Linked DNA regions of Homo sapiens: regions 2 and 3 are each linked to region 1. A link is a contact called in ENCODE Hi-C data. All regions are on one chromosome and are shown on one strand. The core of a region is the stretch at or near the end of the contact, and the rest is flanking DNA. Distances in the headings are between cores, read along the strand shown. Region 1 holds the start of CD2AP-DT (CD2AP divergent transcript). Region 2 holds the start of LRRC1 (leucine rich repeat containing 1). Region 3 holds the start of GSTA4 (glutathione S-transferase alpha 4).

What was found. A loop is a pair of places that touch in the nucleus more often than their neighbours do. Pooled maps may share reads with other maps.
Region 2: a pooled map shows a loop between it and region 1 (10-fold over the local background). The contact joins the promoter of LRRC1 here to the promoter of CD2AP-DT in region 1. A Hi-C loop is called at or near these places in 5 of 50 pooled maps.
Region 3: a loop to region 1 is called in a pooled map, with 7 times the contacts of the local background. The contact joins the promoter of GSTA4 here to the promoter of CD2AP-DT in region 1. A Hi-C loop is called at or near these places in 6 of 50 pooled maps.

What each region holds. Positions count from the first base shown.
Region 1 is chr6:47,475,928-47,480,159 of GRCh38, reverse strand. It overlaps CD2AP-DT (CD2AP divergent transcript), which reads left to right and starts at 2,088. Exons shown (of 1, transcript NR_187257.1): 1 at 2,088-2,917. It overlaps CD2AP (CD2 associated protein), which reads right to left and starts at 2,371. Exons shown (of 18, transcript NM_012120.3): 1 at 1,912-2,371. The coding sequence starts at 1,915. RefSeq lists an enhancer at 1,087-1,813 and a silencer at 2,100-2,609.
Region 2 is chr6:53,792,714-53,796,945 of GRCh38, reverse strand. LRRC1 (leucine rich repeat containing 1) reads right to left here and starts at 1,941. Exons shown (of 14, transcript NM_018214.5): 1 at 1,531-1,941. The coding sequence starts at 1,689. LOC124901333 (a long non-coding RNA gene) reads left to right here and starts at 3,271. Exons shown (of 5, transcript XR_007059619.1): 1 at 3,271-3,405; 2 at 3,597-3,663. RefSeq lists an enhancer at 1,157-1,869 and silencers at 1,836-2,075, 3,121-3,250.
Region 3 is chr6:52,993,181-52,997,412 of GRCh38, reverse strand. GSTA4 (glutathione S-transferase alpha 4) reads left to right here and starts at 2,129. Exons shown (of 7, transcript NM_001512.4): 1 at 2,129-2,164; 2 at 3,152-3,256. The coding sequence starts at 3,170. It overlaps RN7SK (RNA component of 7SK nuclear ribonucleoprotein), which reads right to left and starts at 1,793; the gene lies at 1,462-1,793. RefSeq lists silencers at 1,556-1,645, 1,977-2,208 and an enhancer at 1,806-2,025.

The DNA.
Region 1 (4,232 bases), core at 839-3,338:
AACATACCTTCAAAACACATTCTAAGTAGTCGAGAGTATACCAACATTGATATCCAAGTCTATATGAAAACTCACCTAAACAGAACACAACAAATAAATCACAAAGAAAAAGCCTCTGGACAATCAAAATAGGTATTCCAATGTCCAAGTATTGGTACACATTTACTTTTCTCCAGAGACGACCTCACACACTAAGTAACGGCCTACTGATTTTTCCCCTATGCAGAATCACAAACCTGAATATGATTTCCACACTTCTAAAAAAAAATTAGAAAAGGAAAGATGATGGGGGACACTAATCAGTTACAAGCACATCCAAAAGCAAAGCAAAAAAAAAAAGTATTTAAATAATTTCAAAATGCGAACAAATATTATTTAGAATTTAGCTCAAAAGCCCTATATGCAAAACAAGACTGCATCCCCAGGTCATCCAAAGTAGTTTAATTTTATTCTGCATCCCATTTAAGACAGAAAAGAACTGTGTAATTAACTTTAGTATTATCTTAATCCAAAGCAGTTAAAGTGATTTTATAATTTCATACTTAAAAGAATATGCCCACAATTGCCCTGCAAGCTCAACTAATCAATTATAAAATAATTCATTTGAAAATTCCAAATAGCAAATGTTTTATTTCACTGTTTTTGAGCTCAAGAGCACTTTTGAGTATGAAAGTTACCTGAAAGGAGGGAGGTGGAGAAGGGAACATAAAATTAGAAAAGTCTAAGAAAACAGAGGATAGCTAGGCGAGTGTCTATAAACAATATGCTCAAAACATCCCCCACAAAGCAAAGTGTGGACAGAGGGTGCCACATCAGCAGTAGTCTGTATTCGTCCTGCTTCTAAATCATTTGTTAATTACATGAATTATTCATTTCGGTGATCGTTTGTTGATATGAAGCAGTACCAACTCTCAACTGCAAAAAGTGATAGGGTCCTCCTGATTTGCTCTACAAAAATCAAACTTGGGTTTACTCTTACAGAACACGTTCTGCCTTATAGAGACACAGGGTGTTTTGTTTTTTGTAAGCTATTCTTAAGTTGCTTTTAATTTTTAAAGGATTGAGGGAGTTAGTTTAATGCCTAGCCCACACCGAACTTTGTTATCAAAAGAAATTGTTACACCACTTAACAAAACTCCTTTTCAACCCGGACTGCCACACATTCTGCCTTCTCTAACTTCAAACAAAACTATAAAGCACATAGTAAATAACATATAAGGCCTTGTATTTTTCTCTCCTCCGGCAAGGAAGTCTAACTCCAAACAGGAAACTGCTCCTCAAAGGATCCAACACTGAAGTCCAAACCCAGTCCTCGGGAGCACACTGAATGCTTAGGTGCCAACACACTTGCCTAGGTAGAACCCGAGTAAAACAAATACTCAAGCTTTCCTGTCCTTGAGGCACCCCTTGCGAGTTTCAGCAGGAAAAAAAAAAAGTTTTTGAACAAATTTATCTCTCTCCTTAAACGTATTCAAAGCCTCGCAGAAAATAAAGAAGTTGAAAGTGCTACTTTATCAAGTTTTTCGATCGCCCTCCCCCATCCCACGAGGAGGGGGAGGGAAGCAAGGGGATGAGGAAGGGAAGGAAGGTCAGGTCTGATTTTAGCTGGGCAAGGGGTTAGCAGAGGTGGCCAGGCGCCCCCGCCCCCCATCCCGCACCTTTCTGGTGAACAGGAAAAGAGGCGGAGAAGGGAGAGCGAGGGAAAGCACCCGCGAGCTCTCCCACCAGTTTCTCCGTGAGAAGAGCAAGGTGGAAGGCAGGGCAAGAAGGGGCGGTGGGGAGAATGGAGAGGGTGGGGTGCTGCCGCTCAGGGGCTGACCGCAGTCGCCTCCCCAGAAGGCCGAGAAAGGGCACAGCCTCCCCGGGTCTGGAAGGTCCGGACGGGCGGCGGGAAGCGCCCGAGTCTCTTACCCATGCTGGGGGCTCCCGCGGGGAGAAGCCGACGTCCGCTCCTCCTCCTCCTCCTCCAGTGGTGGCTCGCGCGGCCGCTCCCGCGGCTGGAGGCGGGACCCGCGCTCCGCGCTAGCCCCTCCTGAGCTCAGGCGGGGCGAAGAGTCGCCTCCATCCGCCCGCGGCGCTCTCCTACCAGTCTCTTCAGCGCGGCCCTCGAGGCAGAGGCAAAGGCGGCGACAGCTCCTCACCCCTGGCCTCCCCAGGAGCCACGGCGGCGGGAGGGCCCTACCCCGCCCGCCCGACCGCGGTTTTCCCACCCTGGCCGCTCCCGCAGTGGGGAGGGACCCACCGGTTTGCCCAGACCCTCGGCTCCAACCCCGAGCGCCCGCCTAGCCTCGGAGCCCGCCCCTCGCCTCTTCCTTAGCACTCGCAGTTAGAAAAGGCGACACCGTAGACTAAGGTGGGGACCCAGACAGAGGCCGAGAAGGTGCGGGGAGCTGGGACCGGGAGGAGGCAAATCTCGCGAGAACGCCCTCGTTCTCCCCGCCCCACCCCGCCCCGTCGCGTTCGGGCTCTCTCCCGGTCCCCACGGCTGCTGCCAGGTGCGGTGACGTCACGGCCGGGGGTCGCGCGCCGACCGCGTCCAGGTGCAGCGAGCGGATGAGGAAGCGGTGCAGAGGAGCTTGGGCTCGCTCTCCCCCCGGAGGCTCGGAACAGCTTGGGCGGGCGTTTGGTCTGGTTTGTCGCCTCAGATGGATCAAAAGGTTTCTGCTGATAGGCAAAGTTGCCCCACTTTCCGCGGCGGCGACGCGGAGTTACTTTCTGCAGCGAAGCAGCCTCGAGGACCTTAAAGGGAAAAGGCGGACAGAAGGAGGGCGAGCGCACTTGATTTCGACCTTTAAGGGAGGCCCAGATGCTGCCAGGCCCCTCAGTTTACCTTGCGAAGTTACTTACGGATCAGCAGCATTTGGTCTTCGTCGGGTGAGGGAGAAACCTAGGCATCAAATAAATTCTGTTTCACAGATTCCTTTAGTCTCTTGTCAGCTGAATGCAACTTTATAATTTGCTTTTTTTCTTTTTAAAGTATAATTTGAGTTGTTACTTGATCGAGAGAAAAATAGGCATCATGATTTGAAATACTGCCAGGCATTTTTTCTAGCGTCAATGTGAAGGAGGGCATAGGATTACTATAGTCAGTCAAACATGAGCTTGGTAGTTACGAAGAAGTATAATTATTTCAGCAAGCTTTTTTTCCCCCTTCTGTTTAAGTAGACCCAATTCCAGGGCAGATGTGTGTGTGAGCGTTTGTTGAACGCCAACTATTGTGCCTAGTGCTTTTTCAAGAAATTTTGTAATTCTCAGTCATCCAGCACTGAAACTGACTTGCCCTTTGGATCCAGGCAGACATGGGTCCTTGAAACTCAGCACAGCCATTTACTTTTTGTGGGACCTTGGATAAATTAACCTGTCTGAACTTCAATTTCTTGAGTATGTTCAAACAAATCTTGCAATGCAGAGCACAGTGGCCCATAGTAGTAACCTTGGACGTATCCATTACCACTATTTCCTATAGGCCTGCTTTTGCCATCTTTTAATTCTTCTAATGCTTCTCAAAAGGTTACATGTGGTAATTTTATAACAAGAATGATCAAACTCACAAACAGCAGCCAAAAAGGATAAAAGAAAAAAGTTGAATATACTCACCTAAACAAGATTACATTGACATCATGGAACATGTGCCTTTTTTAGGTAACAAATATGTGTTCAGCATTATGTTCGTTGTCCCCTACCAAGCAAAAAAATAAAAAGCTAAAGTACAGCGCTAATCCTCAGAGATTTTGCATTCTTCTAGGGGGGTGAGATACGAACACAAAGTTAATTAACAGTATGAGGTAGTGAGGGTCAAATGCTTGAGAATTTAAAGGAAAATAAATTACTGTGGGCAAAGCAAGCTGTAAAGAGAAGGTATGAGTTGAACGAAAGCTTGGGGAAGGCAATAATTCAGTCTGGAGGAGTCCTAGAACTGAGGAATGGAAGTGGATATGCAAACAGAGTATTTCTGAGCCTTTAAGAAATGTGTGTGGCTCAAGCAGCCCATAAGGAAGGCCATTTACGATTTGGAAGAATGAGGCTGGTGATGGGCTAAGAAGGATTCATGAAAGGAGACAAAAATATAAGCTATTGGAAGCACATACATAGGTAGTAAATTCAAGGCCCAGAGCCCTTAAGTTTCTAGAGACTAAATTTCTAGGTCTCTAGAATCCTTAATATTTAAAGAAGAAAGGCCAATGAATAGAATGGAAAAGAAGTTAAGTAAAACAGAAGGGGGAATAAAGACT
Region 2 (4,232 bases), core at 692-3,191, 6.3 Mb before region 1:
TAAATTACATATTCTATATTCCTGGTGATATCACTGCCTAAAATTACACAACTTAAAGCAGTGAGGGAGCTGACGACTGGTAAGAAATCTTCAAGGACGTAAAAGGCCAGAAAAAAATCATGTGTTTGAAAATGCCTGCGAAATAATAAACGCCTGAGGGAACTTGATGGCTTTGCTGCTTCTAAGCTAAATAAAGCCTGGGGGGCTTTGCAAAGGTCCTAGTGAGGATAATCTCCATGATTACACAGAGCAAACATCCAATCAATTCCACATGAACCCAGGAAAGTTAATCCAAGAAGAACACCACCACTTAAAATATTGAGAAAAACACACAGTTCTTATTGTTTAAATGCTCCATCAGCGCTGGAGAACGTATCAGGTCATTCTAACAAGTCAGAACACTTGACTAGTGTTTCTGTGACAATGATTTGGCTTGTGTTAACTAAAGGGCAACAAGAAGTTTGCGTTCCAAAGCTCAGGCCTAAAACAGGTCCAATCCCCGACTGCCAGCAGTCTCCCTACTTCCTGCACACCTTTGGATTATTGCACACCGACTTCCTGCACACACCTGGGTTTGAGACACCTTCCCCGAGGGGTTACTCTAGCTAAGTTCCCGAGGCAAGCTTGAAAGAAGTTCGCTGTACCCCTACTCTCGGTCAAAGCACCATCAGCACATGTCGCTTGACAAGTTCGGCGGCAATGGAGTGATCAATTTACATAAACAACTCTGAAGAGATAACGCATCACTGCAAGGAGAGAAAGTCAGCAGGACGACTGTGCCCGCTCCGGGAAAGGCGGCTGCAAGGCTGGCCCGCGGGCAGAGCCTCCGCTGACGTTCACCGCAGCTCCCACCACGCAACAGGTCCACGTAGGCAAGGCCCGGGCGGCCGGCATCTGGGCACCTGCCCCTAGCGCTCCAGGCCCAGCTCTCCCCTGCGCCCATCTCGCGTCCACCCCCGCAGCCACCGCAGGCCAGCCGGCCAAGCCCACCCGCGATAAAGCACGGAGCACATTCCTCATTCCTCCCAAGATGCCGAGATAGTGCGGCCCGCTTGAGCGCTGCCCAGGTCACAAGGTCCTCCGGGACATGCCTTGACTAAAGGAGAGGCGCGCCCGGCCCTTGGTGGGGGAACGACCCCGGGGAGTGGAGGGGGGGAGGATGCAGTGCTCTGTAGCTTCCAGATGGAAACAGCCCGAATCACCCGGCTTCTCACCTGACCGGGCACAAGTGCCAGGTGTCAGTACCTAGCATGGATCTAAGTTACTTAACAGTCCAGAACGCTTCTCCAATAGCACGAGCCCCAGTGACTACGCGCAAAATATCCGGTCACTTTGAATAAAATGAAAAGGAACTTTTACTGGGAAAGGATGGAAGTAAAGAGACAGGGGGAGAAAGAAGCAGGTGAATGCATAAAAGAGGGAAGGTTCCTTCACGCCGGACCCGGAGATGGAAGAGGGGACGAGAGAGGATGGGAGCGGAAGGGACAGCAGACGAGCGGGCAGAGCGCTCAGGTGAGGCCGGACCCTTACCTCGGGCAGCTCGCGGAGCTGGTTGGCGTCCAGCAGCAGCTCCTCCAGGCTCCGGGCATAGCGGTAGATCTCCTCGGGGACGTAGACCAGCGAGCAGTGGCGCTTGTCGATGCTCTCCACATGACGGTTGCACCGCCACAGGGGGATGCAGTGGAACATCGCCGCCCCCGCCGCCGCCTAGCCGGGTCCCGAGCGGCGGAGACCCGGGCTCCGAGCCCGCTCTGGCCGGCGGCTCCGCTCAGTCCGCTGCCCTCTCCGCGCTCGTTGTTGGCTCTTGGGTTAGCTCGCTTCTCGCGCCGGGCTTCGCGGTCGGAAGTGCTTCAAGGAACCTGGAGCGGGAGCCCCTGCCCCGTCCCTGTACCCCCGCCCGCCAGCCGGTGCCTCCACTCCCACCCGCCAGTCGCCGTCGCCGCCCCCGCCGCCGCGCGGAGCTTCCTACTCGCAGCCGCCGCGCGGACTGAGCATGCGCGCCAGTGGGTGCGCGCCGAGGGCGTTTCCCGGCCCGAGGGATGCTCCGCTCCGGGTTTTCCCGGCGACCTGCATCCAGAGAGGGTCGACTGACCTGCGGGCCGGCTGCTGGCGGTCTGCTTACTCCGGCAAAGACGGGGGCGCATCGGGCCGTTTGAGGAAGGCAGACTGTGAAAGGACTTGGGACAAAGATGAGGCGGAGTAGAGGCGGCCTGAGCAGAGCAGAACAACTTTGATATTTAGTTTTATTTAACTCGCACTCCTCTCCTTGCTCCCCTTCCCCAAAACAACTTTCTCTTCCGGGGTCACACAGGACCGCCCCAAAGCGTACCTTGCGCGCCGGGGGCGCCAGGCGCTACTGGATTCGGTGTAGTTTTGAGGTGTTTGCACCACCCTCGCTGCTGCTTTCGTGGCTGCCCGTGTGCCCGCTGCTCACGGCTGCCCCAGAAGTGTGAGCTGGCCGCGCCCGGCCCTCTGGTCCTCGGGCACCGCCTGCAGGCTTTGTAACTTGGGAGCACATCTCTGGTGATCATGGTTTATGCAGTGAGTGATAGTAAATCCTCCTCCCTGTACCAGCAAAGGCATAGGAGTCTGAGAGTCTGCGAGATTCTCATAGATGTGGTTGCACCTGGCAAGGAGCCCAGCTGCAGAAATAAGCAGGCAAACGCGAGTTTCTGAGCCAGTTCCAGCCCGGCCCAGATGTTGGCCCCTGACAACTAGCTGTGGCTGGTGCGGAGGGAGGAGCGAGGGAAGAGGGGCAGATCGAGGCTGCCAGGTGAGCATCCTCCATACAGCTCCTGCTTTTCTGCTACAACCCCAGTCCCGTCCAGCCCGGATGACCGGGGAGGCTCACTATTGGGTTATAACAACCATTCCCTCGCCCCGACTCATTCCTGCGGACCACGGCCGGAATCCTGAACTGCCCCTCTTTGCCTGTAACTGTTTGCAACACAGTCCCCATCTCCGAATAACCAAATTTTCTCCTTTAATGAAGGGTTGCTAAAGTCAAGGTCAATCACAATGATGAATCATTTCCTTGGGGGCTTCTCTGATTCCCCACCCGGCCGCCCCTTCGTTCCACACTTTCCCTTTCAAGCATACTCAAACTCCAGGTTTCCACCTGCGGCCGCTGCCACGCTGGCTCTCCCACACTCACTCCCGCCCTCCAGCTGCTATAGCTAAAATCTGGAGCCACGGAGTTCACTTTTCTATAGAAGACAAAGCTGAGCATGCTCAGTGGCCAAGGCAAAGTTTGGTCGGAAACTAGTTTTTGCATTAGACTCTCCATGGGCTCCATAGACTCTCCTGTACCTTACGACTAGGCACAGGAGCGTTTCCCCGGTGAAATGGAGAAGAGGACACTTGGTCTTTTCAACTTTACTAGGAGGGCTCCTTTCTTCCCAGTCCGTAAGGAGGGGTCTGACTTTCATTTCCACCCCAGCATTATCACCTTAACTCTCATTCCAGTCAATCCCGAAACTCCGTTGCCCTACCCACTTCACCCTTCTTTTGTTTGTCCTGATTTGATTCCTGCGTTCTCACAGAGGGCTACCTGGACTTTGAACCTCCACCCCCCTTTCTACATTCTTGCATTCCAGAAACATATGAAGCTCATTTCTGCCACCCTTCCTAGAAAACTGGTTCCTGACAGAGACATGTGGAAAGGTAAGTAAGTCCCTGTCTTCAAGTTTTCCAACTGCTTTTTAAAAAAAAAATTAAAGAAGGCTAGTTCCCTCCATTTAAAATAATGTGATTTCCAGAGGTTATCACACTAGATTATTTTAACGAACACCAAATGTATTTTAAAGACGTGTCCAGTCTTTTAAAAATTCAGACCTCAATAAGCATTCCTTGTGTGCCTCTCCATGATGCTTCAGCTTCTCTGTGTTATTATTTTTGTATCACCTTAATCCGAAAGAGATTATGACCTCTTAAACAACAGATACTGTCTCACTTGCTTTGTAGATCTGGGAAGCTGCCACAGTGCCATATGCACAGTCAATGATCAACAGTTTTTGTTGATTTAATTCTATGGGTAGTCACTGGGAGAATTCTTGACTTTCCTTGTTTCCAATAATCTGCCAAGAATTTGAAACAGCGTAGTAAGAGAGAAAAAATGAAACAACACCTTGTCAACTACAGAATAGGGAAGCAATTAACTTTTTACTCACCTGAAGAATTTTAGGGTTTCCCGCCTGATAAAACATCTAGTTTCTTCCGCCACATACAAATGA
Region 3 (4,232 bases), core at 880-3,379, 5.5 Mb before region 1:
CAAACTTTGTCTTCCTTCTCCGCTCTTTATGGAACTAGAAACCAAAGCATTGCTCATTCATTCATTCAACAAGTGTTCTCTGAATACCTACTCTATACTAACCAGGATGTACAAAAGGAAAACCAAAAGCGCAAAAATCCTCGATCTCGTGGAATTTACATTCTAGGAATCTACAGACAAATAAATAAAAAAGTCCTGTTAGATGACAATACATGTTATTAAAAAAAAGACAAGAAGTGTGTGTGTGTGTGTGTGTGTGTGTGTGTGTGTGTGTGTGTGTGTGTGTGTGTGTTGGACAGGGCATCATTCTAGACTTTTCTTCCTCCTCCCTTCCCTTTGATCTGATTAGCAATTGCTTTACCACCTACCTCCTTAGTATTTCACCTTTTCTTACTCATATTCTTCAAACTCATGGTGCTACTTTAATTTACACAGACACAAGAGGTTTCTTTCTCTACCCCTACTACCCCAATTCATTCGCCTCACTTTGGCCAGAGAAACCTATTGAAAATAAAATCTGATCATGTTAGCGGCTGCAATTGTTCAGCACCCAGGCTTGTCAAGCAAGGTACTCTCGAGCGCCCCCGTGGGTGAAGAAAATAACAACATCTATAGCCTGAGAAATAGCAGAAGCTGCCTCTAAAAACAAAATTTATTTTCGAAGGCATATATTTCAAACTTTGAAATCCATGTGAATTTTGCAATTGTTCCATAATATAGCCCTGATAGTTTTAATATATTTTTAATGTTTTAACTAACTTGCCAGCCAAATTATTCTTTTAGCACCACCCCCAACTCCAAAGACCCCCTTCCAAACAGGTGCTGACTTGAGACCGTGACTATAGAGCACTTGTCTCTAAAATGTACAAAATGAAGAGAAATCTCAAGATGTCCCACTGAGATGAAGAAAGAAAGAAGAAAATATGTATGTTTGTATACATGTATACATGTATATATATGTATACACAAAATTAGAAAAGTTAGGGTCTACTGTATAAATTAAATAAGCGTTGACAGTGCTTTTGATTTTAATCTGTATGTGGTACTTTGCCTGCTTAACACCCTTATGTGGATTTCCTGACGGACTTGACATTCCTGTCAGGAAAGCATTGCGTACTTGCTGATTAAAAAGCATCTAAGGGCCGGGAGCGGTGGCTCACGCCTGCAATCCCAGCACGAGGCAGGAGGATCACCTGACGTCAGGAGTTCAAGACCACCCTGGTCAACATGGCGAAACCCCGTCTTTACTAAAAATAGAAAAATTAGCCGGGCATGGTGGCGCGCGCCTGTAATCCCAGCTACTCGGGAGGCTGAGTCAGGAGAATCGCTTGAACCCGGGAGGTGGAGGTTACAGTGAGCCGAGATCCGTCTCAAAAATAAAAAATAAATAATGAAAAAAATTAAAAATTTAAAAATTAAAAAACATTTAAAAAAGCATCTAACTTAGATGGGTAATGGGTCAAAAGAAAGGCAGACTGCCACATGCAGCGCCTCATTTGGATGTGTCTGGAGTCTTGGAAGCTTGACTACCCTACGTTCTCCTACAAATGGACCTTGAGAGCTTGTTTGGAGGTTCTAGCAGGGGAGCGCAGCTACTCGTATACCCTTGACCGAAGACCGGTCCTCCTCTATCGGGGATGGTCGTCCTCTTCGACCGAGCGCGCAGCTTCGGGAGGGACGCACATGGAGCGGTGAGGGAGGAAGGGGACACCCGCCTAGCCAGCCAGATCAGCCGAATCAACCCTGGCGATCAATGGGGTGACAGATGTCGCAGCCAGATCGCCCTCACATCCGAGGTACCCAAGCGGCGCACAAGCTATATAAACCTGAAGGAAGTCTCAACTTTACACTTAGGTCAAGTTGCTTATCGTACTAGAGCTTCAGCAGGAAATTTAACTAAAATCTAATTTAACCAGCATAGCAAATATCATTTATTCCCAAAATGCTAAAGTTTGAGATAAACGGACTTGATTTCCGGCTGTTTTGACACTATCCAGAATGCCTTGCAGATGGGTGGGGCATGCTAAATACTGCAGTCTCCATTGGTGAGGTCGTCCCGGAGCCTCGCCCAGCTCCCGCGCGCTAGAGCCGCCTGCTGGTCTCACCCAGCCGGGACCGCTGACCTGGCGCTTTGTGCGGCTCCAGGCCTCCGAGTGGACTCCAGGTCTGTCTCCCTCCTGCGGTCGCCCCCTTCCTCGCCCTTTCTCTCTTCTTTTTTTTCCCTCCCCTTTACTCTCTGAGTCTCACTCTCGCATTCTTCCCTCACTCCCCCAGTTCAGTCCTTCTCTTGTCTTTTCTTCCTCTTGTCCTTTGTCCTCCTGCTCCATCCAGTCTGGGCAGAGGTGGGCCCCTTGGCTGGAGCTGGGGTCCTTCTTGGCTCAGTGTGCGTATTTTTTTTTAAACCCCTTCTGCGGAGTCTGAATGCATTGGTGGAAGGTGGGCTCGGATCGTCCCCGGGCCTGGCTGGGCTGCCGCTACGCCCCTGCATGGGCTGAGCGGGGAAGACGAGCATGGGAGAGTGCGATCTCAGATGGCCAAGCCCTGGCCCCCGGCTCGTTTTACAAGGCCGGGGGCTCATCTCCCTGTAGGGGTGGTGGACACGCGGGACCCGGGGGGCGCAGCCACCGCATGCGTGACGGTGGACGCACATTTTGCAGACAGTAGTAGTACTCGGCCTGTTCACCTTCCAGTTGCCGTGATAATAAAATATGATGATGTATGTAAAAGCATGAATACTTGAAGAGCTTCCAGTGGCTGTGCGATTTTCCTTCGCTACCCTCTTCAACGCCTGCCACCCCCTATCCCCCAGCTGAATTTGGAAAATCTGAGATTCTCGAGGTCAAAATATATAATATTCTGAATTTGTGAAATCCCGTACTGCTAGCACATATGTTTTTACAACAAATGGCCCCAGCTTCCCAAGATCCAGGATAAGAAGTCATAAATAGAAATCATATAAAAGCCAAGGTTTTTTTCTCCATGTTTTAAAATGGTGGTTTTTTTTTCTTGAGTGAGGGAAAATGCAGCAACAAAAATAAAGAACAGTTTCCCGTGCCAAAATCCTGAATATTCATTTCGCCCCTGAGCACTGGGTTGAAGACGCGAAATTGGGACTGTTGGTCTGCGACGAGCTGCTGCATTTGTATTTCAGAAAGCCTGAAAAGCTATCATGGCAGCAAGGCCCAAGCTCCACTATCCCAACGGAAGAGGCCGGATGGAGTCCGTGAGATGGGTTTTAGCTGCCGCCGGAGTCGAGGTACCTTATATGCTGTTTCTTCACGGATTTGTCATACAGCTTTTGAGACCTTTGAAAGAAAAATACGTTTTGAAGCACCGTTCAGTTCTAGTTCTCGTCCACCAAAATCACAGGCACGCTTCACTGAGTCAGATACCATCCCTGAAGGGATTTTTCTTTATAATTAGAACGTAGTTGATGGAATTCTATTTTCCTTTTGACTTTTACTTAATTATTGGCTTCTGATCTAGCACCAGTGAATATTTATTAATAAGAAGAAAGGAAATTTACCTGAAAATTGTCAGTTACTCTGAGCTCTTATTAATTATGCATTCTCAGGGTAAATTTCTTGTTTTCTTCAGTGGCTTCAAACTGGCAGCCTTGGTATCTTGCTTACATATGTGTGTGTGTCTGTTTTTGTTTTCGTTCTGTTCTTTTAGCTTCTTAGTATGGAAATTTTCAAATACCAATAAATGTAGAGAGAACATTGCCATGAATTCTATGTACTCATCACCCGACTTCAGCAATCATCAGCTCTATGCTAATCTTGTTTCATCTATCACCTCCCTTCCCTTGTTTTGTGGGAGTATTTTAAAGCAAAATCCAAACATCATAACATTTCATCTGGGAGTTCCTCAACATTTTCCTCTAACAGATGAGGATTTTAAAATGTAACAATATTATTATCACATCCAACAAAATTAGCAATTCTTTGTCATCTAACCTTCAGTCTGATTGTCTCAAACAGGCATTTTGTTTGTTTGTTTGTTTTTATAGTTTGTTTTAGTTTGGATCTAGACATTGGTCTACGCATTACATTTAAAATGGTTATGTTTCTTTCGGTATTTTAAAAACCTGTAAGTTTCCTCTTCATTTTTTACAAATTTATATTTGGGAATATTTTCAGATTTATAGAAAAGTTGTAAAATAATACAGTCCCTCATTCAGTCTCCCTTAATGATAACATCTTACATCACCATGTCATATTACGAAATTA